Linked DNA regions of Mus musculus: region 2 is linked to region 1. Evidence: chromatin loops called from intact Hi-C (ENCODE). Cell type or tissue: left cerebral cortex. All regions are shown on one strand. Each heading gives the region's core, and the rest is flanking DNA. Links, peaks and the distances in the headings are about the cores only.

Region 1 (16,242 bases), core at 3,867-11,866:
CACAGATACACAGTGCACAAATCTGTGCTGCCAGTGACCAGATTGGAGGTCATTAAATGGGTGTAAAAGGCCAAAGAATAGCAAGAAAAATAGAGTGTGTACGGCCTGTGTGGTAGTTCAGCAGGTAGTGCTGCTTGCTGATGTGTGCCTATCTGAGGTCCACATCAGGGCCCACATAGTGGGAGCAGAGAACTATAAGTTGTCCCTGACACATGTACACACACGCATGCACACACATTATTTAAGTGTAAAAGAGAGTGTAAGGCATATTGGGAGGTCTTAAACAGACTTACATGGTCTATTTTATGTTAGCTTTTGTGGGGTAAAACTCAAGGAGACAATTGTGGGATCCCCAGGTCATTGCAGTGCGTCAGGGATGAGGTGAAGATCTGTGGCCCTGGAGGTCCACTGCACTGCTGTTGTTTTTAAAAGATTTGTTTATTGTATATAAGTACACTGTAGCTGTCTTCGGACACTCCAGAAGAGGGCGTCAGATCTCATTGTGGATGGTTGTGAGCCACCATGTGGTTGCTCAGCTCCGGACCTTCGGAAGAGCAGTCAGTGCTCTTACCCACTGAGCCATCTCTCCAGTCCTCTGCACTAGTTTTGTTTTGTTTTAAATACTTACTCTAATTAGCAATTTTATTAACTTTTCAAATTTTTCCTTTAAAATTTTAAAACATTGTGTATTTATATATCAGATATATTTGTATGTGTTTGCTGGTGGTGTGTGTACGTGTCTGTCTGTCTGTCTTACTGTCTCAGAGGGGATGGCTGACTCTACCACATGGGTCCTTCAGATAGTCTGGCCTGGGAACAAGTACATTTACCTGCTGAGCCACCCCACCAGCCTCTACTCTGTGTGTTACTCATAGAATAGAGACATTTTAGAAGTAGGATTATTGAATGACATTCAGAGAAGAGGCGGCCCAACAGTTAAATGCACTTGCTGTCTTGCAGAGGACCTACTGTTCACAATCATTTGTGATTCCAGTTTTAGTGGCCTCTGTGGGTGTTGTGGTCAACATGGTGCTTATATATACTTACATGTAGGTAGATAAAATACTCAAACACGGAAAATAAACAGTCTATTTTTTAAATAAACAGTCATTTTTTTATTTCTGTAGTCACTCTGTTTTCATTAGGCAAAAGCAGCGTCCCTGCTGGTTGCCAAGGAGGAAATGAGTCTTCGTAAGCAGGCCTTGTAGTAAATGAGGGTCTTGGCATCTTTTGAGAACAGCCTTGTAAATGTCTGTTGGGTAATAAACAAGTTCTACGCAGTCTTCTTGTATAGCAACAAACATCTCTTCACTCATTCCACATAACAGCCACAAAGATCCTGTCAGAAGATGGAGTGTTTTTCATCCTATTGGAATGGATCATGGTCAGTGATGGCCCATGTTGGAGCCCCAGCTCCACACAGACCTTCTGACTCCAAGTTCACTGTTCTTCTGTTCAGTTATATATAACACAAGAAAATGTGTTTATTCAAAAACGCCAAGGATAAACTTTAAACTGTCTATTACCATATGCATTTATTATACATTTAAGCAGAGGACATTTATTGAACCCCAACGACTTGTAAAATAGTGTTGAAGAAATTTATGATATGCATTTAAAATCAACATACACAGCAAGGAGAAAAGAAAAGGAGCCCTTAGCTTCATTTGTGCACCTGTGAGTTATGTCTTGTGCTGGCATCCAGCAAATGCTCAGAGAGAGAATGAGTAAGCTGGAGTTTGGGTGAGGTGGTTAAGGGGGCCTTTACATAAAAAGAAGGAGACCCGGATTTAGCAAGACAGTGAAACTGCAATCTCAGAGGAAGGCACTACGAGAGAGAGACGTAACATCTGAAGCAAGAAAGAGTGTGACCAAAGGAGGGGGAGCGAGCAGAGCCTACACAGGACTTTGAGTAAAGCAGCAAGACTAGAAGGAGCCATTTTTTACAGAGTTGACAAGCTGTGGCTTTGAGCTAAGCTTTGGGGCCTTTTAATTTGGGATAAAGGAGTTTTCTACAGCTTGTAAATACCATCAAATATTTAAATCCCAAGAGTTGACAAGTGTCATTACCCAAGTGGTATTTTATGAAGATTACTTTGCTCCTGGTTTATTCAGGATGCAGTTGAGAAATGGAAAGGGAACAAGCAGAGAAAGGGAGACTGGCGAAAGGCAATGTGTGGGCTTAGAGCAGTAGAGGTGGCCTTCTAAAAGGACCGCGTCTCTGGCAACAGGGAGAAGGCTTGCTGGAGCCTCTCACTGATTAGTTTGGAGAATGGAAATTTAATGTATTGTATTGTATAACTATGTAAGTATAAAAACAGTAGGAGTCATAGTGTATTAATATATACTTGCTTATATGTACACATCTATAAAGAAAACACAGACAGGAGCCACCGTCGTCCGTTGTTTGGATCATGTAGTGCTGAGGTGGATAACTCTCCCTGCCTGCATTTGGTGGATAACTCTCCCTGCCTGCATTTGGTGGTTCCTTTTTTCACCTCCTTTGACATCACCTCTCCAAATCTGCCTTCAAACACCATCACTGAGTGTCAGGACTTTAACTTGTGCAGGCAGGTTGGTGGTCCTGAAACTTACAGTAATGTTTTTCACTCTCCCGTTCGGTGGATTACTCGTACAATTCTCTTTTCTTTTTATCAGAGACAATTGCCATAGTGAATTCATTGTTCAGTGTACCAAGATCTTAAAGTGTTCCACCCACTGTGTGCCCAGTTATTGACACCATTTGATTTACTTTAAGGTGTCACTTGCTGGGCTGTTTTGTAACTTGCTTTCCCCCTAATACTTCTCAAGGTAATGGCCACGTACGTGTAGAGGTAGGCTGGTGCTCTGCGGCCTCCATTGTGTGAATGCATTCTTCATTTGGCTTTGCTCCTTGTCAGGGTTGGTCCTCTGCATCTTGACAAAGGGCCTCATTCTGCCTGCTCCTTGAACACCTATGAGGATTTCCTTGGCCATCACCTAGAGAAGAACACTCCGGGGATAGGCTACAGAAATTTTCCACTGTAACCGGAAGTGCAGGTTTGCATTTGGTATTTAAGACATTTTTATAGGGACTTGGCATGGGAAGAATGGGAAACAATATCCCTTGATGCTTTACAGTGGATTTTGGATGCTGCTGAGACTGTATAGGGGCTATTTTTATTTCTTTTTTGGAACTGTTAACACAATTTGCGTACTTTTTAGTGTGTTGGCTTTTCTGGATGTTGATACATTTTAGATGTGTCAGGTTGGAGTTTTTAAGCTTTGGTTAAACTCTGTACCTATTCTTCTGATTTTTCTAACTATTCCAACATGAATCTATGGAGCTGCAGGAAAAATGACCCTAATCAACTGTATCTTTTTTTTTTTTTTTTTTTTTTTTGGTTTTTTCGAGACAGGGTTTCCCTATAGCCCTGGCTGTCCTGGAACTCACTTTGTAGACCAGGCTGGCCTTGAACTCAGAAATCCGCCTGCCTCTGCCTCCCGAATGCTGGGATTAAAGGTATGCGCCACCACGCCCGGCTATCAACTGTATCTTGATAGAAAGTTGAATGGAATGTAAATATCTGAGGGGAATCCCAGATTCAGTCTCCTCAAAGGAAATAAGGGTTTTCCTCACCAGGACCTTGACGTGCTGCCATTACTAAAAACTTCTTGGAGGCCATAGACAATCGTGGATTAGAAGATTCTAACTGGGCACTTCCTGCTCCTACCCACCTAGACTTGCCTGCCTCTGTTGACATGGCTGCTTGAATAGGCATGAGGTTTAGCAAAATGCCTGTCTGGAGTCTGCCAATGCATGTGTGATAGCTGTGAGTCTGGTTGTTTAGTTATAACTAAGAGGATACCTTGCAGCCATGTTGCCAGTTAAGATTGTCTTAGAAATGGCTGTGAGATTGCTTCGAAGGCCTGGGAGATAGATGAGTCAGCAAAGGCCTGGGAGATAGATGAGTCAGCAAAGGCCTGGGGGGAGAGGCAGGTTCTTCGCAAAGGTTTTCTCGCCCAGTACAGATGTGCTGTTGATCTCCAGGTTCACTGACAGACCCTGCCTCCACAAAGGTCAGATCAGGAGCAGTTAAGGACCAGCCAGGACCCGAACTCAGGGGTGTCTGTGCTTCTGAGCCGGGCGCGGGGCGCAGCCTTTAGTCCCAGCACTCGGGCACTCGGGACGCAGAGGCAGGCGGGTTTCTGAGTTCCAGGACAGCCAAGGCTACACAGAGAAACCCTGTCTCAAAACAAAAACAAAAAGAGTTAGCTTCTGGGCTGGAGGTGTCACCAGAGACAGAGCCCTTCCTCATGAGTAAGGCCCAAGCTTCTGTCACCAGCAGGGCAAACATGTAAACACACACCTACCTCCCAGTATGTTGGATAGTTCAACAAAATGTTCATAACTTTCTTAGAGTAAATTTATAATACAGTTTCTATATCCTGATAAACAATCGCAGTCCTCAGTTGAGGAGGAGGAAAGTCTCCTGGTTTGTAATGTATGCCTCTGGCATTCCCCGGCCATCCTATGAGTATTTTGCTTGCTTTTGATCTCAGAGGTTGAGGACTTGGGCCAGTGCCGCTTGTTTGATTGCTGTTGGAATCTATAGTTCTCTCTCACTTGGATTTCCAGCCCAGCTCATCACTGGCTTTCTCCTTTTTCATGGGATCATACTTTTCTCTGATTTGACATGAATATGGTATTTTTATATGTGGATCAATTTAGGAGCATATACTTATTTGGTGATATATAAGGGTATACTATTTACTATATCATATACTAACGTAAATATAAGTATATTTTTTATCTTGTTGTAAAGTTAACCCCTCCCCATTTAAAATCCATTGTGACATACATTCAGTGTCATTAAATATATTAATGTTGCTGTATAGCTTCTATCTCCGGCCATCTCTAGAGTTTATCTCTCAGAGCTCCAACTTTCAAGTAGGTAAGGTCTCTTCCCTTTTCTGGCCACTGTTTGCTCGTGCCTAGGTACTTATCTTTCACCCCTCCTAGACCAGTGCAAAGCATGTCCCCATGTGGCAGGAACTCAAGGGCTCATTGAGGCTGTCCCTGCTGCCCTGTGTCTGAAGCTGTCACCACCCTTGACGGGTTCTCTCTCCATATGACAGTGCTGTTCGTTCTGTATGGGATGTGCTTGATGATGAAGGAATAGTCCCTTTCTCTCCTGCCATGCTCCTCCCTTGATGATAATGGACTGGACCTCTGAACCTGTAAGCCAGTCCCAATTAAATACTGTCTTTTGTAAGAGTTGCCTTGGCCATGGTGTCTGTTCAAAAACTAAGATGCCATTTTTAGATAGAAATCTCATTTATACCCCTCCCCCTCCCCCCCTCCCCCTCCCTTCCCTTCCTCTCTCCTGTGTGTAGATGTGAGTGTGGGTATGCCTGTGTGTCATCCTGTGTGTAGATGTGAGTGTGGGTATGCCTGTGTGTCATCCTGTGTGTAGATGTGAGTGTGGGTATGCCTGTGTGTCATCCTGGGTGTAGATGTGAGTGTGGGTATGCCTGTGTATCATCCTGGGTGTAGATGTGAGTGTGGGTATGCCTGTGTGTCAGTTCTGGGACTACACACCCAGGGCTTTATGGCTGATAAACCAGTGCCATACTGAATATCATCTCTGGCTGCAGATCTGCTTCTTAAAGAATGGATTCTGTCTCAAAAGAAACGGAAGTATTGGTTATATTCTTAAACAAATAGACAACCTTTAGTATCTACAAAAAGGATATAGATTCTATCGTGCTGATTTGCAGATTCTTAGTTAACTGTGTGATTGTGCTTGTCAGATTTATTTAACACTGGCAGTTATGCTATTGATGTATTTACTACAATGTTGACTGTATGGGAAGAGATGGCCCTGGGTTTTCATTCAACTCTGCCCTGCCGAGTCGCAGTCACCACTGACTTGAGAATCCCACTTGCAGTGAGAGCAGCTATACGGAGAGCAGACATACTCAGCCCCAGCACTGGTGAGAGCTGGGGGAGGGCTGAGGCAGAGGGTTATGAGATTCCAACAGTAGCTGCATAGCTGCACAGTAAAATGTCTCAAAGAACCCAAATCACCTTGCCTGTTGTGGCCTTCTGAGCAGTTTCCATGTCTCTGCGGTTTCTAAGCTACTGCATACTGGCCGGCATTTGGTTTTCTTATAGATTGCTTTGGTGAGTGAGGTTCTAGCCCCTCATGGTAACTGAGACATTGGGTTTAAGGGGAGGCGTCCGAGGAGGAGTTTTCTGTCTACTTGTCATCCCCCTGTCTTTGACTCGTGTGTAACAGCAGGTCAGGCTCCTCTCTTCTCGTTGGTGTGTTTTTCTGTGTGTGGGGCCTCTCAGCTGTGAGGCTTTGAAGCACGTTTGTACTGCAGTGAGCAGGGCAAGGGCCCAGCTCTGTAATGGCCTCTTACTCAGTCATTGCTTCACTGTGTTTCTCATAATCTGAAGTTTGTTGTCAGTAGCTAAGACTAAATTCTATTCCTAGTTTTGTATATTTAAACTATAGCAGAATTTATGTACAAAATCTCTATATAATTATTTTTTTCATTTAAGAGGTTACAGATAGCCCCTTTCTCTCATTTCTTTTACAATAGGTAATCATTCCTTAAGAAAACTTGAAGACTCTGTAATAAAATGCTGTGACTGCTGTCAGGTTTGAGTCATATCTCTTGTGTTGCTGTCAGAATACAAAGACGAATAAAAACAAGAGACTCTGACATCAGACTCACCCTCACTGTGCTGGTCACGGCCATGTCTGCAGTCTACCGAGGGTAAGATACATCCGTAGATAATAGCAGGCTGATACAGAGAAAGCCACAGTTTTTCTCCTTGGCTGCTGAGGCCTGAGGAAAGGGCTGTGATTTAGAGAGAACTCCTCAGATGGTGGGCATGGAGATGATAAGCCTTAGAAAGACTGCGGGGTAAGCTCTTAATCCCACCAGGCGAGAGTAGGAGTACTACCACAATGTCGAACCAAATTTGAAGCAAGCTTTAAACAAATACTGACCAGGATGATGGCCCCTGGCAAGGTCTACTCCTGGGTTCCTAGAAAATGTTGATGAGTCACATTTTGCAGAGGCTTAAAAACCCATAAGGCCGTGTTTTCCCACCAGGTCCAACTGGGGGCAAGCATGTATCCTGACATACTTCCTGCTTGTGTATCTCCTGCGTCCATCCAATCAGGGGCAAGCATACATCTTACGTACATGTGATCAAGCACATTGACTTCAATTGGCTCAAACAGACTTGTTTAGGGAAGTCAAAACATGGGGCTTGTTATCCTCCCTAAACAATAGCCTCTAGCATTTGAGGAAGTATCTGCCCTTGAGCAAGGGGCTTACAAGTTAGAGAAATGTTATTTTATGGAACTCTTAGGCACAGTAATTAAGACTTTGGCTCTCACAGAGGTCATTATAGTGGAAGCAGATAGAAAGCATGAACAGTTAGTGGGCCAGACCAGGCTGATCTCAGACAACACAGCACAGGGACTGTTTGATGGATCTGGCTGGAAAACGAAGAGTGCACAGCTTCCTCAGTGCAGCCCCTGTTTGCTTTGACAGTGAGAAAAAGCACTTGCGCTCCTGCAGTGTGTGGTGAACTGCAGGGAAATTAGCACTGTATCCTCTGGCCATTTCTGTCCTCGGTTACACTTGAAGGATATGAGACAACTACAAGTTAAACCAAAGTAACAGCACTGGACGTGCTGGTCCACACAGAGGCCCAGGAGGGGGAAGACTGAAGATAGCACTGCGTTCAGCGAGAAGACCCTGCTGCTGTGGGAGGTGGCTTTGTGAGAAGCATTGAAGAGAAGGAAATCTGGGACATCCGAGGAGCAACAGTCTTAAACAGATCCAAAGTTCTGGAAGTGGGTAGGCTTCACAGTTGAAGGAGGAAAGGGTTTGTAAGAAATTGTCAGTTGATAGAGTGGGGAGCAGCAGGCACCAGAAGGTTCCATAGACATGTAAGGAGATCTATTTTGGACACTTCCAGTGAGGGAGAGAAATGTGGGTGAGAGGCTGGAAGTGGGCACTGGAACTTACGGTGATACCCGAAGCTACAAATGTAGGGGCCTCATTTGCCTAGACACTATCACTGAAACGTCAGCCATCTGCGTGCTGATTTCAAGGAGTGGCTTTAGAGCAGGAAGAATTGTGAGGCTCAGGGTCACAGAGGCAAAGGTGAGGGAGGAGAGAGCCTGAAGACAGGCTACAGTTCTGACCGAGCTGGCTTGGCGTGACTTGGAGCCCTGCTCACTCTGTGGTTCTCCAGGAGCCAGTAGAATAAATTGGCTGGGTGAGATGGGTGTGCTGTGGCTAGAACCATGCTGCTGGTCTGGACGGGAGAAGGCGTGCATGCACACACACACACACACACACATTCTCTCTCTCTCTCTCTCTCACACACACACACACACACACACACACTCTCTCTCACACACACACATACTCTCTCTCTCACACACACACACACACTCTCTCTCTCACACACACACACTCTCTCACACACACACACACTCTCAGACACACACACACACTCTCACACACACACACTCTCTCTCTCACACACAGACACACACACACACTCTCTCTCACACACACACTCTCTCACACACAGACACACACACACACTCTCTCTCACACACACACACACTCAGCTGCCTTTTCTGCTGGTGTTGAAGCTTGTGTTCAAGCATCTTACTATCTCTAGATGGTCATGTCAGAGGGCCAAGACTTCACTGTGTGCAAATCCTCTGCAGTGCACACATGCAGCAAGTCTTGATTGATCAATACATGGAAATGATGGTATCTGCACATCTGTCCTTTGTCACTCAGTGCCCTCCAAACATAATCTGTAGAGTCCAGTCAACCTTTATAAGGAAGACCCGAGTTTGGGGTTCGCTTGGTGTGTGTTTAACTTCTGTTCTTGCTAGCCTGATCCTAACTGAACTTCCAACATCTTCAAAGCCCCGTTTTCCCCCGCTGCAGCATAGAAGAGAGCAGTCATGTTGTCTTGGCTGTTGAGAGGATTGAAGAAGGACAGTGGCAGAGCCTGTGCTCACTCCAGTCTCACTGGCTGTGAAGTGTTGAATAGGCCTCACTCACTGAGGTTTAGTTTTGTCATCTCTAGAATTCTAGGGGATGCCTGAGCTCACTTTGGTTTCAGAGGAAGTACCAGCCACCATATGCACAGGGCCTGGCTGCTTTCCTCTTCCATGCCAGGCAGGAGTGCAAGCCACCGAGATCTCTGTGCAGCGTATAAGAGCAGTTCTGGATTTGAACCTACGCAGTGAGGCTTGGTAATGACTTCACTTCTCTGTAAACTGGGAGGAGTGTTGCTATCCACTTCACGTGGTCCTATGAGAACAATAGAGCAACACATTGTGCACTGTTAGCACCCTGTGTGCCCCACTCCCACCCCTCACTCCCGCTAGTTGTAACCTAATGTAACCATTATGAGGGACAAGTTAATCTGTAAAGAAGGAGGCGCTTTTCTAATGAGATTGGCCATGTCCAAAGGGGGAAATGTAATTCAACCACAATAATGCTCTTTGGTGGTTCAGCATGATGGGTGTTGCTGTGGCCGGGTCTTCCAGGTACAACAGAGGAAAGACTCCATCTGGCCTCTGGGCTGGCCAGTGTCCTCCTCAGCAATGGCAGTCTGCAGTCTGACTCCACACCCAGTCTCCTTGTCCTGCCAGCTGCTCTCTAGGAAGTGTTGGGAATGTGGAGCATAAAGATTCCAGAGAGGAATAATGCTGAGTGGACAGGTAGCCTGGAACAGTCCAATCTGGTACCTTCCCTGACTGGGAAAGGCTGGCTTTACTAGCAAACCACTTTTCAAACAGAACTCATGCCTTAATCCTACCAAGGACAAGGAGCGCTGGTGGCTTATGGGAGGAGTGGCTAAAGCAGTAAGAAAAGGCAGCTACTGCTGTCTGCACGTTCACCCTGCATCCCTGTGGCAACCTGCATCCCTGCAGCAAGCTACCCAGACTGTAGTATCCTGGAGGACCCCCCCCCCCACTCCAGCTCCATTTGATCACAGAGACCACCTGGAATGCTAGCAACCTAGAGGGAAGTGAGAAACCACAGACAGGTTCTGGGAATGACCTAGCAGCTGAGTCCTCTGTGGAAGGGAGTGGTGAGACTTAAGCGTACAGCAGAAGGATTCCCTGGGGCAGCACAGCCCTGACATGCAAAGTCTTGTTTTGTGTCTTTGAATGAATCTATTTTCCCATGTTAATCTATTCAGCTGGCTTGTAGAAAACCTACATGCATTTGTTTATTTGTGGCTCACTTAAGAAAACTCTGACTTTTGAGATAAATTTGTTCTCTGGGCTTTTCATGATTTTCTGTTGCTTAGTTGGCATAGTGTTTTGATCTCTTTCTAGAAAGTTCAGCAGAAAATACAAATTTTGAGCAATTTCACTTATGTTTTATTTCTTGGGGTGGGTGTATGTGTGGCCTTCAAGTATGTGTATGTATGCATCATGTGTGTGCTTGTGCCCTTGAAGGTCACCAGAGGGCATCATGTATCCTGAGTTGGAGTACTAATACCTGCTGCTGAGCCGCTCTGGATGCTGGGGACCTAGGCCCTCTGGAAGAGCATCACCACCTCTTACCTCCTCAGCCATCTCTCCTGCCCATTATTTCAGTAGTGACCAGTAGGTTAGCATCAATCACTAGAAACTTGGGTGCCGGCTGTCATCGACTTTTGTACAGTGTGTTGCCTTTTGGCCTCTCAGATAGAACATTGGGGGTTTCTAATCACTCTGACCACTAAGTCCCAGGGGATTTCTTCTGTTTTGTTTTGGTTTGGTTTTAGGACTCCCTGTTTTTGTAGCTGGAGAGAAACATTTCTACTGAGGCAGTAGTGTTGAAAACTAATGAAGCTTTAAGAGAACATTGAAGAGATTATTAAATATAAGGCCCCTGAGCTTCAGGTTCTCACCATTTTTGAGGTACAGCTTTGAGGCATTCTGTACACGTCCCCTGCCATGCAGCCGTGTCAGGTGTCTGGGGTCTGTGTCCTCCCCAGCTGTGAGTGCATCGTGACATCCCCAGTCTTCTCTCCTTCGCTGTGCCAGCCAGTGCTCTAGTTTCTGCCATTCCAGGCCCCTCATGCCCAAGGAATGACACGGGTCTTGGGGATTTTCCCCATTGGCTTATTTCACTTAGCGCAGTGTCTTTAAAGGTAAGTCTCCATTCTGTAGGTGACTCTTACATCTGCTCGCACTCTGCCCTACTCTCTGCTGTGTTTAACCTCCCATCCCACTCAGTGCTGGCCTAGTGTCATTTGACATAGCAGCAGTGCAGAAGGGAGCCAGCTTCTAGATCCTCATGGTCACATTTTGGCCTCTGGTCTTTTGATAGTCATTCTCAGGGGCATGCGCTGGTGTCTCACTTTGCTTCTGGCTTGCATTTCTGTGGTGATTAGTGATGGCCAAGGAGAAATGTTTGATCAGGACCCTTTCTCATCAATCACTATAGCAGCACCTTTGTCCTAATCATTTGATAGATAGCGTATGTGTATAAACATGATTCTGTGCCCGATTCTCCCCTGCATTACTGCTGAGGCCTCCTGACTCGCCATAACCGAATTTCATTTTGCAGATAATCTCTCTGCTATGGCCTTTGTGGAGTTTTGTGGGTCTTGTTTTCTGTTTGTCCTGGAGAATTGGCTCTTGCACTGTGTGCTGGGCTCCCTGAGCTGGGAGGAAGGGTTTCTCTGCTCCACAGATGGCATTTTTCTGCTTTGTTGTGGGTGTTGCTGGGATTGCAGCTATTCCCACCTTCTGCCTAACAAAGATAAATAGTAAATATTCTAGAGCTATTTCTAGACAAAGGAGAAAGTGAGGAGTGTGAAGGGAAGAAGCCCACGTTCTCAAAAAGTATTATCAAATGGTGCTTGAAGCAGTCGGAATCAGCTCAGCTAATAAACCACGCTCTGTCCACTGAGAGACTTGCGGGTCTAGAGACAGCGCAAGGCACATCCTTCTTAGCACCCCTCGTTCGGAGTCTTGCTGGTTCTTGCACAAGTTAGGAAAAGATGAATAATTATCTGACTCTGAATAAATTTAGTTCTCACATAAAGTACCTTCTGGTCTTTTATTCTGTTTGTGTGGCCAACTAGTGAACAAAGGAAAAGTGATCTTTGATTAAACGGGTTGTCAGTGAAAGACCTAAGGAGGACGAGGATGTATCTCTGTGGATGAGAGTGTTGGCCTAACATGTTCATAGCATCCCTTTTCATTGGATGGGAAGATCAAGTGTCATCCCAGTGTTTTGCACTTTACGTTCTGTGTGGATGAAGTTAATACACAGAACCCAAGTGTGAAGAGCAGATCCTGAGCCCTGCATTTGTCATGTACACATATACACATGTATGTATATGTATACATGATTAATTAGAATGGTTTACAGGCTGTGGTCCAGCTAATCCAGCAATGTCTGACTGTGAATGGAAAGTCCAAGAACGCAGTAGCTGCTCAGTCCACAAGGCTGGATAGCTCAGCTGATCTTCAGTGTACACTGGAATCCCAAAGTAGTCAACTCCAGTGCCAGAGAAGGAATGGACGTGCTAGCAAGGTGAGAGCACACAGGCAAAGAACAAAAGCTCCTTCCTTCTCTCCTTAGACAGCAGAGACCTCAGCCTCCTAACTAACTCTGTGGCCCATGAATACAGCAGTGACCTCAGCCTTCCTAACTCTGGGACCCATGAATACACTCCTGCAGGTCTGGGAGCCAACCATAGAAATATTTGATTGCTACTTCATAGCTGTAATTTTGCTATTGTTATAAATCATTATGTAAATACTTGATATGCAGGGTATCTGATACGCAACCTTCGAAAGGGGTCAAACCCACGCGTTGAGAATCACCTTTGTATGGGCTTCTAGCAGGTGTATTCTATATTAGATCTGGATTCGTGGTATATCTTCCTACCTCAAACTAAGCAGAAATCCCTCTCAGCCATGTCCTCTATTTTGGGGTTTTAGTTAATTTTAGATATAGCCATGTTGACAACCAAGAACAGCCATCACATTCCCTGAATGACCAAGGATTCGGGGGAACACAGGTCAAAGGGATGTGGCAACCTTGTCTCTACCACGTCGATTCTTTATAGCTCAAAGACTAGGTATAGACTAGTCTCACCTTTGCTTACTTTGTGAGTTCTAAGTAACATTTTTGGAATATTGGTTTTTTTTAGTTAATATATAAATAGTTTAAAAAGTAAATACTGGAAAAGTCTTGGCTGGACCTGGAACTCTCTGGGCCTGGGGATTTGAAATGAGTGATGGCGGCTGTGGTGCTCATCTCCACTTTAGTCAGACAGTTTACAGTTCTGGTCAGTCAGAGAGCCTCGCAGGCATCTCAGAAAGTGATGAGCGTTCCCTCATCAGCCCTCGGAGGGCTCAGCTAATCCGTGAAGCACACTCCTTTGACATAGGATCATTTCTGAACCTCAGGCATTCTTGAAAGCCTATGGTATAGGTTTAATATTTCCTACACCACTAACATTTGTATTAATTTTGGCTACCAGGTCACTTAATTTCAATTTTAGTCCTATAATTTTGAAGAATAGATTCATCTAAAAGGAAGTTTAGATTGTTTGCAGCTGCACCAGTGGCGAGCCTGGGGCTGTGGTTTGAAGCTTCTGAAATCTTAGGTGAGGGGCAGAAGCTGGACTGGAAGTGCATCGTGCACCCTGTGCCTGACTTCAAAAGTGGGACTTGGCAGTGTTGTGTTTAGAGAAAGTCGCAGTTCGCAGCCCTTCTCCTCAGTCCTCTCCTGCAGTGGGATGGACTGAGACATTCATGCACTGCTCTTTATAGGAGCGACTGCTGAAAATAACCCGACAAGCTAGCAGTCTCTACTCAGAATACTGTTGGGTCTTCTATAAGGCTCATTTTGCTCTGGTAGAAAGAATGCAGTCCCTAGTGAGTGTTCATAGGGTGATAACCCAGCAGCAGAGGCTGTCAGAGGTGAGCGTCTCACTTGCTCTCTGAAGGAAGGATGCTAGAGGCTCAAGTGGCTTTGTGTACTTCCACATCTGCTATGTACAGGAATTCAAATGACATTCTTATTGCATTTCTTACAATTAGTTGTGAAACTCGTTATTGCATTTTAAAATAGATTTAACCAGTAGTTATACCATGATAACTACTGTAACTAGTAGTTATACCATGATGATTTAACGATAATGATGGACGAATGATGGTCATGAGATTATGAGTACACACTGTTTGTCCATCCACATTCTACAAAGTGTTGTTCATGTCACCTTCAGAGCTTACCTCATTCCTAGTCACACAAACGTGTGCTCACAGTTGCTATGGAGTATTTCTAGGTTAGAACTTTTTAACTTTGGGATAGAATAAAATCAGGGGTCTGTTCTTGTTCTGTGTTTGTGTTTTGTCTCTGTGACAAGGTCTCTGTTTATGTTCCTGGGTGTCCTGGAATTCCCTCTATTCCAGACTAACCTTGCACTCACAGTGCCCTGCCTGCCTTGGTCTCTGCACTACTCCCGGCACCAGGGATGAAAGGTGTGCACACTATGCCCAGTTTGGGTTTTGGGGTTTTTTGACATATATATCACAGAAGTCCATTAAGAAGTCATTGACTTTGTTTTGTGTGCATAGAGCTTAGGATATAAAGACCATAGATTCCCAGCTACAATTGTCCAATTAACTTTACATATGCACTTTTATTTTTTTCTTATAATTCTTATTATTTTCAAATATTATTTCTCTCTTCCTTTTGTTAAATCAGAACATTCCTTTTGTTGAATCTTTTTTTTTTAATTAGTTAGGGTTCTCTCCTCTCTAATGACTGCTGTTTATTTCAAGTTGACATAAAACCAGGGAGCACACACGTCAGCCTAAGAAACAGCAGTAGCTGCCATTGAGGTGTCTTACTACATCAGGCCGGAGCTACACGTTGTACCTGTAACCCACAGATTTATAGCAGTCCCAATTGTTACCCTTTCATATAGGACACATGAGACTCAGAGAATTGCATGTTGCTTGGGCATCTCTGTATTCAGCATGTGAACGCAGTGCTCTTTCCTGCCTGTAAGTGGGCTTCGTCAATGGATTTTCCCTGTCAGGCGTGATGGCGCATGCCTTAGCACCTGTAAGGCAGAGGCAGGATGATCTCTGAGTTCAAAGACAGCCGAGTTTAGAAAGGGAGACCAAGACAGCCAGGGCTACCCAGAGAAACCCTGTCTTGATAAAATCCAAAACAAAACAAATAAGGAAACCAAAAACAAAACAAAACAGAAAACCAAAAGTGTTTTCCCCTCTTGCTATATAACCTCCTTCATGTGCGGACATTTTACAGAATAAATACTAGGTCACAAATCACTTTACAGAATCGGTGTTATTCAAAACTAAGTAAAAAAGTTACATACTTTAGTACAGAAAATCCAGAAATTTGACAGAAACTACTTAACAAAATGCCTCCTATCAAACACAACTCCTCCCAGGTGGGGTGCAGCTCAAGGACGGGTCAGAGGTGTGATTGGCGCTCCTTGATGCCTGTGCTCCCAGATGCTCTGCTCTTAGGAGCCTGATTCTCAGATAAACTAGCAAAGAAGCTTAGACCCACCTGTAACCCCCACCTTAAAGCTGTGGAACCACATGACATAAACTGATGAATATAGTAAAGTCAGCCCTAAGGTCAGTGCTGAGGTATATATCATTCAGGATATGTACCCAAGAGGGAGGAGCGTGTCTGTGAACCTTTTTAGAGTTCTTTGTATGACAAGCTTTTCCTTGAAAATGGTTTGAGTGCCCCTCTATAGGAGTTTGGGCAAACAGGCTGTAATATACTCACATTTATAGGATACTCGCCAATGAACAGGAGCACAATATATGCAGGACCTTGAATGAGTTGTAGAAACTCAAGAGTAATTACCATGCATTTGTGTTTGAAGTTCCACAAAAAGCACAACTGGTCTGTAGTAAAAGAACATCAGATGTTAGAACTGTCTGCAGATGAGGTAAGGAGCCCCTTGCAGCATGCGCCTGAGACCTGTACAGGGAGAAAGATTTCTAGCTTCATAGAGCCTGAGTCAGCCACACCTTTGTTGGTCTCCACTCCTGATCTCCGTGTAATGAGCTCTGAATCCTATATATTGCACCGAATAGAAATTATATCTCGGTTTACAAACTACAGCAGCATTTTGCTGAGTTGTTGTTTTATTCCTTCCTCATCAAGCTCTTGAGTTAGGACCTGAACCTA
Region 2 (8,000 bases), core at 1-8,000, 67 kb after region 1:
AAGTAGTAGTATTTTATTCCATTAGGGAGAAAATGTTGTTTGTTTTAGATTAAAACTTTTTAAGGGCTAGGGAGAAGGATCGCAGGTGAGAGCCCGGGCTGCTCTTGTAGCTGTCAGTAACAGGCACGGAGTTCCCATTCACAGCAACTGCAGCTTCATCTCTCACTGGATCCCCCAACATTACCGTCAGCCAAGTGCCCCCCCACACACACACTCCTTCTCTAACCCGGAGCCTCACATTTACCACCAAGCTGCATGCCTGACCCAAGTCCAAGGAATAAGATAGAGATTTAACAGTGGAGGATGAACTGAGAGAAGAGCAGAGGCGTGGGAATTTACCGTGTCCACACAAATGTCTCTCTGTAGAGCAATTCTCTGGAAACCCTGCGCCGTACTCCTCAACCCTGCCCCTCGCCTTGCTTTCTAGGCTTGAGCTGCACCCTGAAGTGGAGCTCAGAGGGGAATAACTTTCCATTCCACCAACCTTCGAATTCACTAACTCTCACTGTGCCCAGGCCAGGGACAGCCCTCTTTGTCGGCCAAACAGAGTGACATTCCTGGCCTACAGTGCTGGCTGTTGAAGATACAGATGTCCTGTTCTGGCTTACTAATCTGCCTTCAGTGCAGCGGCATTCGTTCTGTTTTATGGACTGAGAAGACAAGAGCACTCAGGCATCCTCTAGAGCGTTGGTTCTCACCCTGTGAGCCATGGTCCCTTTGCAGGGGAATGACCCTTACTCTGGGGTCACCTAAGACCAGTGGAAAACAAAAATGTACATTATGATTCCTAACCGTAGCAAAAGTAGAGCTAGGAAGTAGCAATGAAGATAATTTAGAGTGGGGGTCGCCACACCATGAGCAGCTGTATCAAAGGCTGACAGCATTAGGAAGGTCGAGACCCACTGCTCTGGATGCATATCGGACTGATGGAAGGCAAGCCCTCTAGTCTGTGCCCGTGTCCCCTACAGTCTGAAACCTTGGGAGGACACCTCTTGTGTATCCTTCTGCCAGAGGATATATCTAGGAGGACACACCCCACAGACAGTGAGGGGCACAGGAAAGGACACCGTGTGCTCCATCTGAGCAAGGGTTGTCAGCACCTCGCTCCTCCACACTGAAGAGTAAAACTAAGGGTGCACGGGGAGGGCCTCAAACCCACACAGAACATAGTGCATGCTTCAGAATCGATGACTCGTGGGAGCTCAGTGCCAAGCATGCAGGTTCCCTTGTAAGGCGGTGACCGCTCTGCAGTGCCCAGAGAAGTAGGTAAGGGATGTGGTGGCACAGGTCTGGGTCCTGTGCTTCTAGGTGGAAGAGTGAGGGTCTGACTAAAAACCAGCGTCCCTGTCTTTGGGATTTACCAGAGAGAAGGGAGTCCTATACAGTAACAATAGCAGCCAGTCCTATGTCCTATGATTGGAGAAGAGGGTGTTTCCTGCGCTCTGAGGACCACTAGGATGAGTCAGAGCCTGTGGAGAGGCGACTTTTAGGGAGCTCTTAGGGAAGAGAGCAAACCACGCCACAGGTAAGACGGTAGAGGAACCAAGAGAAGTGGGCACAGTGTGTGGCCGGTCAGCTCTCTGAAGAAAACGCAGTGTGATGCTCTTTGAGAAGACCAGAGTGCACCCAGTGCTTGTGGTTAGCAGTTGTCGCATGAGGAAGGATGGAGAGCCGAGGACAGCCTGGGGAGGAGGTTCTTTCCTACTTTGTAGTTTCTGAAGTGTGTTTTACATCTGTCATTGACATAGCCATGATGCACAGGTGGCAGACACTGACACTTGGTTTGCCTCGTTCTGAACTGTGGTGCTAATAATGGACTCAAGCCGGAGCTACAATCTTCTTTGTCTACTGGCAAATAGACATCATAAACACTTTCCATTGGGAGCAGAAAGATTTGGAGGATCTACATAATTCCCTAATTATTTTTAGGTTCCATAAATTAGACTTTAACAGATTTTTTTAAATACTGCATAAAATTGTTTTTTACAAAGAAAATAGTTACTATGGTCAGGGAAAAGCAAGTTGATTGTGAATACTAAATTGAGTTACAGTTTCGTTTGAATCTTTAATTTTTTTACATTTAATTATAATGAAAACATGCAGCGTAAACAAGGATGTAATTTATTCAGTTTACATGTAATTGGCACATTGCTTTTGTGTTGTTTTCTAACAGGTTGTGGCTGTGTATGTTATGCTGTAAACTTACTTGCCATCCTTGAAGGAGCTCATTTGCACATGTATTGATAGCTATGCATCTTTTCCCCTGTAAGCAACTACTCTAATGCTGATGGCACGGGCTGGAGAGATGGCTCAATTGTTAAGAGCACTGACTGCTCTTCCAGAGGTCCTGAGTTCAATTCCCAGCAACCACATGGTGGCTCACAACCATCTGTAATGAGATCTGGTGCCCTCTTCTGGTGTGTCTGAAGATAGCTACAATGTATTCATATATATATATAAAATAAATAAATAAATAGATTTTAAAAAAAAATGCTGATGGCACGACTTCAGCGCTGTCTGGGAGTTTGAGTCCTGGAGTGCTCGCTGTCCAGCTCCTCTGTACAAAGTCAAAGCTCAGCCATTGACATCCTCTGAGCGCCTGATGGGGCTGCTCACCCCATCTGCGTTGAGTCATTGAGTGCTGTGAGCAGGCCAGGTCAAGGCTCTGAACTCGGAGCAAGAGGACCTCACCCCACCCCCTTATAATTGTGCCATAGGATGCTCAGCTTCATAATCTATATTTTGAAAATGTCTGCCAGGAACAGCATGAACCCTCTAAACTCATTTTCTCCAGAGCCTGAAAGGAAATCTGATACATGTATTCTGGAGGTGAGAGGTGCCATCTGGGTCCTCCTCCTAGCCAGTCCCGCCCTCCAGGGCAGTTGGCTGCACTCTAATTCATTCATAGGCACACCTGACCCCAGCAGAGATTTTGGTGTTGATGTGCCCTTGGTGTGCACCACTATTTAATTTGCTCTTGTGTTTTGTTGCAGAGAAAGCAGCAGCTGCCAACATAGATGAAGTGCAGAAGTCAGATGTGTCGTCCACGGGGCAGGGTGTCATCGACAAGGATGCACTGGGGCCCATGATGCTTGAGGTAACCACAGCCTTACCTGGTTTTGATGCTTGGAGTACCACGCTCCCGTGGCTTTGTATCACACATGTTTCAGTATTCATGTGCTGCATTTATGTATGTTCAGGTACATATGATTTAAGGAGAATCCACATTGCTGTGCTTACTGATGCAAGTGGGAATGTCTATCTGTGAGCTCTTGCCCCAGCAACATTCTCTGTATGTGGAACAGCATAGACTTCAATTAGATGAAAATACGAAGTGCAGGTGTGAATTGTCAGTTGAGCACTTATTTTCTGAAGCTGAACTTGGACGTCCTATTGAAGGGTGGGACTCTTGCCTCAGGCTCAGGGTTCCTGTGTGCCACATGCCTCGGCCTGTGTAGACGGTTTAAAATGTGAGAGCCAACAAAACGAGGGTTATGCTTTTTAGGGCTGGTAATTCCAACTAGTATGTTTTTCTCATAGAAGTCAAGGTTAAAATAGGAAGAAGGAACTTTTTAAAAGCATAACCGAGTGACTGGCCTTAGGGCCTTAGGGCAGCTACTGTCTCAGGCTTATAAAATCCTCCTTGTTTTTTTAATGAGTACTAAACACCCAGTGCTTTACTGTCCCTCTTTCAAAGTTAAAATTCAAGATGTGGGCTATGGTAAAATGAGAGAAGAAATAGCAGTGAATAGACAGAGCTGCCTGAGACATAAATTATCTCAAGTCTCGTGGCGCTCTGCTCTGCTGAAGACATTCTAAGCGTAAAGGACCACGTGGTCAGAACCGCGGCGTTGTGCCTGCTCTGTGCCTGCTGCAGCAGGCTTGTGGATTCAGGACTAGGATTTTTTAAACAAAGCTAGTTGGCACTCTCTTGACCTTACTGTCCCCTTTCTCATCTAGAAACGCTAAATCTGCAGGTATGTCCTGTGTAGTTGGGAGCTCGCCTTTGCATTAACAACTAACAGCTCATCCCTAGGGGGCAGAGGGGCACTTCCCACACACTGTAGGAGCGGGAAAGAAAGCTGTGGCCAGGTGACCACTTAGAATTACATAAAAGAGCCGAGGAGGACAGCTTTCTTTAGAAAACCTTGTGAATTGTAAGCAGAGATTTAATTGGAATTTTTCCATATAACTGTTTATTCATTATGCCTCGGGGAGTGGGAAATAGCACTGAAACCCCAAGGAGGACTTTGAGGCCTTTAAAAAGAAACGCTTAGAGCAAGGCAGGCTGTGGCTTAGCCCTTGCAACAAGTTCATTAATTGTAGAAACTGGATTGCAGGATGGCAGTGGCCCTTATTTCATAAAATCAAACCAAAATTTTTGCTGTTTGAAAATAATCTTCTGAGAATGAGTGGAGTGCATTGAGGAAGCGCCTGTGCAAGCTGAGTACTAAGTCAGCGTGCCAGAGAGGAAGCTCCGGGATCTAGTGGCTTACGGCTTAACTGGAGACCTTTCAACAGGGAGAGCATGTGTGTGCTCGGAGAGCTGTTCCTAGGCATAGATGCACACTCATGCTTGCATCATAGCATAGCGGTTGCTAGGCAACAGAAGCAAATGTCAGCTCTTGCCATCAGAGCATATCATAGTGAGCTTTAAAAAACACAGTTTTATAAAACGAGCCACTTTCATTTTTCAATTTTATTAGGCCACAAATGAGCCTTCTCACCATACTCTAAGAAGCCACATGCCCTTTCAAAGCCAACACTAGTAATGTAGTATTGAAAGCCTAAGAACTCTGCTGAACGAACACCCAGCGGTGGCAGTAGTGAGAAGTAACAAGAGATCTGTAAGTGCCATGTGCTGTTGCTGTGCCTCTCCAGTGTACACAGCTTAGTGCAGCCTGTGTTGTTGGCCACTTAGGTTTCTAGAGTCTTGCTTTACCCTGAATGTGCATCATGCTATAGAGAAAACCTGACAGACTAGTTAAGGAAAGTCTAAAGCCAGTGGGTTTTTTTGTTTGCTTTGGTTTGGGTTTCATTGTTGTTCGCTTTTTTGCTGTTATTATTACAAGACAGGTCCTTGACCTTTAGTCCAGACTGGCCTTGTTCTTCTACTGTAGCCCAGGTATTAAGATAGCTGATGCCATCACACCCAGTTTACTTTTTCTTTAAACAACTTCTTATTTATACCCCAGAATCAGTTTTAGATTGATGGAAATCTAGTCTGACAAAACAGAAGCCTTTTATATAAACAGCCTTGGGTGGACCAAGCATTCCGGCCATCCCTCACCACCGTGTGGGGACTGGGCATGCTTTAAATGCAGTAGATATGTATCTGAAGAGCCTAAGTGGCATCAGCTGACTGGGAATTTAGCTTTGAAGGTGTCCAGGTCTTCTTAGACTGTGAAGGGAAACTCTGCTCTGTTCTGAACAAGCATCAGATGTAGGAGAGACACGGAGCTGCCATTGCCAGGGCAGACCAGAAGGAGTCTTACCAGGAGAAGTATCTGAGCTCCTGGAGTCGCTAGCGGACTATGTGCAATTTTCCTTCCATAACCCCTGATCCCCTCTGTGCCTTGGAGAAGAGGGCCTTGGGAGGACACAGTATGCCCACAGCAGAGTGAACATGCCCACAGCTGCTGTTTACCTTCTCTTCCTAAAGTGTGGAGACCAGTCTCTTTCTGGAGTCTAGACATGGTGGGCACATGGAGTGACAGTGAGCCCGTTATAGCATGCAGGCAACCAGCACTGAGCTGTTTTAGCCACCCCCAAGACACTTAGCCCGTAGCACCGTCCCCATTCACCTACCTGGCCAGAGAGCCTACCCAGATCCTTCCCTACACACCAGACAGTAAAGGCCGGATGTTGCTTTGAAGGTCTGCGACCATCTGTGAGTTCACTTAAATCCTGGCCACCTTAAAAGTAAAAATTAGGGGATTTCTCCTGATATTTTTAAACTGAGGGGAAAAGGTAGCAGCAGCCCCTTTCTCTCTTGGCATATGCCCTGACTCCTGCACTTAGCCCTGTGGTACTCCCCCATCCTGCTTTGTTTATTTGGCCATAGTTCTCTTCTGGCAGGTTAACAGACTTCATGTTTCTTTTTTGGTTTTAACAGCAGACCCTAATCTAGCCTCTCTTCCACTATAATGGAATCACTTCTATTTCCCCAGAGAACATGTGTTCATTGTTTCTGAAGGGCATCGGAGATTTCTTTCCTTGAAGAATCAGTTCCCCCATGACAGCTGCATGTTTTTATGTTGTTGCACCCTGTAGGCCCTCGATGGGTTCTTCTTCGTTGTGAACCTGGAAGGCAGTGTGGTGTTCGTGTCAGAGAATGTGACACAGTATCTACGGTATAACCAAGAAGAGCTGATGAACAAGAGTGTCTACAGCATCCTGCATGTCGGGGACCACACTGAATTTGTCAAGAACCTGCTGCCAAAGTCCATGGGTAAATGTCAGTGGATCCCGCTGCCCCCCACTACTCCAACAGATTCTCTTGGTGAGAGTGAGTCAGTAAAGCCTGTTGTGTCTGTCATAGGCATGTCAGCAACCGTAAGCATTCAGGTAGTCATGGAAGGCTGCCGATGCTGCTCCTTAATGCACTGTTGATCTTATGAGTTGTGGAATGATGCAGGCGGAAGGCCCCCAGCAACTAGCAGGAGGGTTTGTTATATTTTAAAACAAATTGCAACCTTCCCTCTCTGCCCACCAACTTGATCATCCATTTTGCTTCTCGCCTGCCATCAAAAGAGTGGGCCATGACATGTTTGAGATTTGACTCCCTTGAGTTCTATGTATAAGAAGAATATGTGTGTATGGGGCATTCTGAAAACAGACACAGGCACAATGTAACAGACAGTGACTCCAGAGGACTGGTTCATGTTAGTCTCCTGAGCAGCTCTGCAGGTGGCATTGCAGGGCACAGCCCCTCAGCCCTTCATGCCCGTCCATCTGTCCCTCCGTTGTTCCACTTTCCCCAAGTTTCTTGACCTCTATCCTTCTTTGGAGGATTCTGTTCAGAGGTTGCCTGTGGTGCAGGCCGCCGTTGGCAGTGAGTGCCTGGCAGCGTGGAGCTGCCTTAGAGGGTTGCTGTTCACTCTTAGTGGTTCCTTAGTGTTGTCACTGTTAGGGATATTTTCACAGGTAAAACACAGTACATATTTCAGTGCTTAGGAAGGTCATTCCTGGATTGCAAGTATTCTTTTTCTTGAAACTGTTTGTATGTGCTAGTCTTATAGTTAACCAGTAAATGGGGAAAGATCCTTTTTATTTACCATTATGGCTAGTTTTGCTTCATGAGGATAAAACATTTGCAAACGCAGCCGTCCTCCAAGATGTGTGAGCACTTGTGTGGAATTCTTCTGTTTCAGAAGAGTGGATTTCATAGTTGAAGTAACCAATTTTCTTCAGGGATTTTCTGTTGCTCAAAGGACTTGTGCTTGTTACCTCCTGTCTGAAGACCCCTCCCCCTGGCCTCACGCACCTTTTCTTTAGTTTCCACTTCTTAGTGTGGGCTGATAAGCATGTTTTCCTTTCTTCTTGGACAGTTCTGTAGCGTCTCATTATGTTAATAGATTTCACAAATGCTGATAGACTAAAGGTAGAGGTGTAAAGGTACCTGGATGACCAGAGCAGTGGGCAGGCAAGTGACCTTGGCTTCCTGCTCTCTGAGTGGTTTTCCTTCCAGCCTGTGAGCAAGCCTTGGCCTGGGTCCACTGTGGCATCTCTGTCCCTGTCACCTGTTAGGCCAATGACTGCTTTTCATAAGGTTGCCATTTCATTGGGGGATGGTAAAGAAAAGCATTAAGGTGGTTTTACTTGGGGCACTTCTGACAACTCACATTTCTCTGGAGGAGAAATTAACACTTGATCAATTAACACTCTTTAGTAACCCACATTAGTCATTCTTTTCTTTCTTTTGTTTTTTTCTCTAATGTGTTTCAGAAGGTATTGATGTATTTCCCTTCGTTAAGCAGCTCTTCTTTCTTTTCATTACT

Evidence for each region. Hi-C counts contacts between places; a loop is a spot of excess contacts. Peaks named below come from ENCODE experiments on the same cell type or tissue, not always from the same donor. Only the 100,000 strongest peaks of a DNase experiment are listed, where the experiment ranks them.
Region 2: it touches region 1 in a loop (2.2-fold over the local background); 2 of 42 quality-filtered maps call a loop at or near these places.

Annotation. Positions count from the first base shown.
Region 1 is chr1:13,247,409-13,263,650 of GRCm38, reverse strand. The region is part of intron 2 of Ncoa2 (nuclear receptor coactivator 2); the gene reads left to right. Among named protein-coding and RNA genes, the nearest start is that of Gm23169, 79 kb to the left of the region's middle. In left cerebral cortex, for the core only: no CTCF peak of the experiment used is centred there; DNase peaks (open chromatin) are centred at 7,072, 7,975 and 11,821; H3K27ac peaks cover 264 bases.
Region 2 is chr1:13,185,184-13,193,183 of GRCm38, reverse strand. Ncoa2 (nuclear receptor coactivator 2) reads left to right here. Exons shown (of 23, transcript NM_008678.3): 5 at 2,994-3,097; 6 at 6,274-6,451. Among named protein-coding and RNA genes, the nearest start is that of Prdm14, 62 kb to the right of the region's middle. In left cerebral cortex, for the core only: CTCF peaks have their summits at 2,422 (motif pointing left) and 4,807; DNase peaks (open chromatin) are centred at 3,464, 3,831 and 4,575; H3K27ac peaks cover 1,625 bases.